Linked DNA regions of Mus musculus: region 1 is linked to region 2. A link is a loop called in an ENCODE intact Hi-C map of the cell type or tissue named here. Cell type or tissue: heart. All regions are shown on one strand.

Evidence for each region. A loop is a pair of places that touch in the nucleus more often than their neighbours do. Peaks named below come from ENCODE experiments on the same cell type or tissue, not always from the same donor. Only the 100,000 strongest peaks of a DNase experiment are listed, where the experiment ranks them.
Region 1: it touches region 2 in a loop (2.2-fold over the local background); 8 of 42 quality-filtered maps call a loop at or near these places.

What each region holds. Positions count from the first base shown.
Region 1 is chr4:40,839,198-40,841,697 of GRCm38, reverse strand. All of the region lies in intron 1 of B4galt1 (UDP-Gal:betaGlcNAc beta 1,4- galactosyltransferase, polypeptide 1), which reads left to right. Among named protein-coding and RNA genes, the nearest start is that of Mir5123, 9.7 kb to the left of the region's middle. In heart, no CTCF peak of the experiment used is centred here; DNase peaks (open chromatin) are centred at 1,097 and 2,227; H3K27ac peaks cover 702 bases.
Region 2 is chr4:40,783,315-40,785,814 of GRCm38, reverse strand. No RefSeq gene overlaps it. Among named protein-coding and RNA genes, the nearest start is that of Gm34213, 12 kb to the right of the region's middle. In heart, no CTCF peak of the experiment used is centred here; a DNase peak (open chromatin) is centred at 1,004.

The DNA.
Region 1 (2,500 bases), 56 kb before region 2:
TCTCTCCCTCCCTCCCTCCCTCCCTCCCTCTCTCTCTTTCCCTCCCTCCGTTCTTCCCTTCCTCCCTCCCTCCTTCTCTTTTTTTCCTCCCTCCCTCCCTCCCATCCTCTTTTCTTCTCTCTCCTTCCCTCCCCTCTTTGTGTGTGTGATTTCCCAAGTGAGTGAGACATGTTGTTCCTCACAGTAATTCCCTCTAGGCTGTTCCTGCCCAGGTATTCTGAAAAGGAGTCTGTTGATTCTTTATACTCCATAAGTAGAAATGGTTTATATAAATTAAGAATGACCTTTCCTCCTTCCTATATGTAAAGCCAACTCTACAGAAGAGGATCACATGTTGGCTATCCAAGCCCGACTTTAAAATAATATTGATTAAGCCTTTGTGAGTTGGCTGCTGGTAACACACCTGCATGCAGCCACCCATAGATACTGTTGTTAATAGCTTCCGATAGATTAGTCTGAATTCCTAGTCATTTAACCTAAATGGACAATTCCCATATGACAGCTCAGGTGTACAGAACCTAATAACAGTGCCCAAGTCAAAGAACACTGAAATTATATTGGATTAAAAATAAGTTGATGCAGTTGCCTAAAGTCCGCAGATATAAAGGGCTAGTATTTTCCTTGCACCTGCCTTTTACTTGGCTTACTACCATCAGAGTATATCATATGAGAATATGAATTCAGTAGCTGATGCGTGTCAGGAGAGATCTTTTGGGGAAACTAATAAAACATGCCTAATTGCATAAATGGTAAAGTGATTTCTAATGACCCCAAGTTTATAGATCCAGGAGATGAGGCCACTCTCAAAAGGGACGCTGTTTTTCTCTTCTAGCCTCTCCCTGTATCTTCTACTAAATTTGCAGTTCCCTTCTGACTTAATAGGGCACTCTGGGTTCATTGAATCAGGACAGAGTTGATTTTACCTATGTGAAATGGGATCACATCTTAGAGTGTTGACAAGAGGACTCAGTGGCACGAGGCATATAATCAAAACTGTTCCTTGGGCACAGGAAGTGTGCACTGAGTTCCTTAGGCTGGCACAGTAAAGTCACTTCTAAATAGAGAGATGTGAAACTGTGACCAAAGCTTAGGGAAGTGGAAATCGCAGAGTTGTCATCTCCTGGCCAGTGTACAGACCTACTCCAGGCCATGAGAAGAAGGGCTTCACTTTGTGGAATCCACACTGGAGACATCCCTGGAATGTGTGCTTCCCCCATGTGTTAGGTGTGCCAGGTATTTGTAGCTGTCAATGCAGTCATCTCTAGGTGGACCCAGTTTGTCAGTATTCAGAGCACACCAGTTGAATGTTTTGGGAATAAGCCAGAAGGGAGTGTGGGATGTCTTGTGGAGCGGTGAGAAGGTGTGTTGTTATAATTTAAAATTGGGTTGGAGAGATGGCTCAGCAGTAAAAGCACTTGCTCCTCTTGCAGAGGACCATGGTTTGATTCCCAGCCCCCACATGGTGGTTCAGAACCATCTGGAAACTACAGATGCAGGAGATCCGATGCCCTCTTCTAACTTCTTGGGGCACCAGGTACACACACATAGTGCACATGCGTACTTACAGGTAAAACATTCATACACATCAAATAAATCTTAGAAAATAAGAAAAAAATTAAAATGGAGAATTCTACAGAGAAACCCTATCTTGAAACAAACAAACAAACAAAAAAGGAGGATAAATATAAGTCCCATCAGTTAGGCTGTACATCTGGAATGTTGTACGTGGGGGCTGGAGTTGAAATCCAGAATGCCCAGTTCAGAAGTCCGCTCTCTTGCCAATGTACTGTAATCTCTAAGTCTTCGTTTATCGTGAGATAAAATGAAGGGTTTGCTTGAATGCTCATTGGACTATCTTCCTGCCTGACGTTGCCAGTGTAGCCATGGTTAGCTAAGAGGCTTCACTGTAAGATTCTGGAGTGCTTACTAATGTCACCTTGTAAAGCGGGCAGAGTTGTCAGTGGGCCCTGAGAACCAGATTGAGTCTTAGCTGAAGAAACTCACAGCTGCCCTGCCCTCACACAGTGCTGCCATTTACAGACTCTCACCTGGGAGAAAGATTCTTTTCCTCTCTCCCTCCCTCTCTCTTACACACACACACACACACTCCACTCCATGTAAATGTCTGACGGCGCCGGGCTGCGATCATAGCTACCCATGGTTGCTTTGGGCAGACACATCTGCTTAGACTCATGTGGCAAACCCGCTGCCTAAACAGGAAGGCAGAAGCTACAGATCAGTTGATAAGTGGGTCGGTGTGAAAACCTACTCGGTAGGAGCCATTCTGAATAGAGAGCCCTGGACTTCGACCACACCTGCGTCAAGCATGCATGACGTCATATATGCCGACCATTCCCTACATGCCAGGCGTGGGGAAAGTTCATTAACTCCCACAGAGGCTCATTTTCTTGCTTAAGTGTCCTGACTAGAGCCTCTGTTATAATCCTGAGTAGGTATGGTGGAAGAGGATATCCCTTTGTTCTTGCCGAGCGGGGAAAGA
Region 2 (2,500 bases):
ACACGATCCTAGCTTTCTGTCTGCGGGTCTGTCCTTGTTCATCTTTTTTTTTTTTTCCTTCCCATTCCCTTGACACCTCAGCAGTCAGGTCCCTTTTTGGAGCCATACTGGATGAGGTGCCCAGTTGAGCCCCTTGAAATCTTTTTTGGATTCCCTCCTGGAATGTGTGGCTTGATGGCTTTCTTCTGTTTTGCTATTAGCTCTTCGAATCTCTCCCACCCCTACCCCCCTTATCTACCTTAGTGGCAGTTGAACCCCAGGTATATTAGAACTAACCACGCCCTTTAGAAACTCTCCCTTTCTTTCCTATTGCTCTCATTTTTCTTTCTTTCTTTCTTTCTTTCTTTCTTTCTTTCTTTCTTTCTTCTTTTTTTTAATCTCTGCACCAGTTCTGGATATTTTGGAAGTTATTTTCTAATTTAGAACCTCTCTAGAGCTCCCCAAGGGAAAACCATCAATGACTTAACATTAGCTTGTACTTTTGGATTCTAGATTTTCTATTTCAGACTGCTTTTTTTTGGTATTTATTTATTTTTTGTTTTTTTGAGACAGGGTTTCTCTGTATAGCCATGGCTGTCCTGGAACTCACTCTGTAGACCAGGCTGGCCTCGAACTGAGAAATCCGCCTGCCTCTGTCTCCCAAGTGCTGGGATTAAAGGCATTTGCAACCACTGCCCGGTTCAACTGCTTTTTATTCTTCCCAAATCTTCACCAAAATGCTCAGTCTTGCTTTTGAACACAGAAAACACAGACTGTGTTCTGCTCATTATAATCCCAGCCTTTAGAGCCAGGGTGGGGTTAGTTCTATTGCATAACGTTTTTTGCTGGGTTTTGTTTATGTCATTCGCCTCTTCAGGGTGAAAGGCTACCTCTTGGAGAGCTCTGATGTCTTCTTGCAGAAAGCATCTAGGTTTGCTTCTTCCAGATCCTTTGGGATGGCTTGACTGCAGCTTCAGGGACGGAGCGGGGTGATGTGGCACATAGCTGTCATCTCAAGACTTCAGGAGGTTACAGCAAGCAGATCCTGGAAAGGAGAAGTGAGCCAGGGCTCCACTCCAAGATGCTGTCTCAAACCCAACCGAAGCCAAGACAAATACCTCTCAGAGACTGAGATGGCTTGGAGCCGGTCCCTGTCAGGGCTGTTTACCTTTTGTTCACAGCTGGCCCCTGCCCTTCTCATTTCTTTTTATTTTTAGAGGCAGGAATCTTGAGGTTGATTAAAAGTCAGAGAAGGGCCGGGCATGGTGGCGCACGCCTTTAATCCCAGCACTTGGGAGGCAAAGGCAGGCAAATTTCTGAGTTCAAAGCCAGCCTGGTCTACAGAGTGAGTTCCAGGACAGTCAGGGCTACACAGAGAAACCCTGTCTCGAAGAAACAAACAAACAAAAAAGTCAGAGAAAATTAAGGCAGAACTGGAGTTAAAGGGCAGTTGTGAGTTGCGCTGTGGCTCCTGGGAGTCTAACTGAGGATCTTCAAAAGAACAGTCAGTGCTCTTAACCACTGAGCCACATCCCCAGACCAACGGGATTCTTCGCATACGTAGACATTTCAAATTGGAATGGTAAAAATCGCTGGGAATGGTGGTGCATGCTTTTAATTCCAGTGCAGAAGCAGGGGCATCTTTGAGTTCGAGGCCAGCCTGGTCAATAGATGAGTTCGAGGATAACCAGGATTACACTGAGAACTGTTTCATAAAAACAAACAAACAACAACAATAAAAACAAGCAAAAGTTATGAATCAGTGACCCACACTTAAGGCCTACAGTCTGTGGCCAAGTATGGCTTTTCTCCTCTCCCGTCTAAACATGTCATTTTCTACAGTTTCACAAACCAGGACTAGTTATAGACTGCATTGAAAATGAAAGGACACATCTCAACCCCCTTGGGAAACATTTTTTGACCCATGATTTCTGTTGTGGATTGCCCTGGTGCTGTTTGCATTTTGATGTCAATTCTGCTTCCTCAGGAGGGGCTGCCCTCTTGAGAGGTGGATCACGTACTCAGGTGATTTCATGTGAACCTTCTTCCCAGTTTAACTGGTCAAATAAAGGCTAGAGCCTGTGACTAGGCAGTGGAAGGGAAAGGTAGGGCTGGAGGTTTCAGAGAGGGGGAAGAGAAGAAGGAGAGAGTCAGACGAGGAGACAGAGGAAGATGGAGGAAGAGACGATGGGCAGAAGATGGAGCAGGACCATGGGGCCTGGAAAAGCCACAAGTAGCAAGAGATCTCATAGCTGAGGAATAGAGTAGTGTAGTGGTAGATCTGCCCAATCTAGGCGTGCAGCTTATAAATATTATAACTGAGTTGTGTGTTCTATGCTTATTGGGGTTGGAGATTTACTGTAACAGATGTCATCTCATCTGACTTCAGTCCTACCCGGGGCCTGTCAGGAAGTCCATACCCTATAATCCCACTTCCAGAACCTGGAGGTGAGGGCGTGGGGAGCTAACAGAGGAAAAGGTACAGGGACTTGCAGAATCTTGGTCATAGTGTCTCTTCACA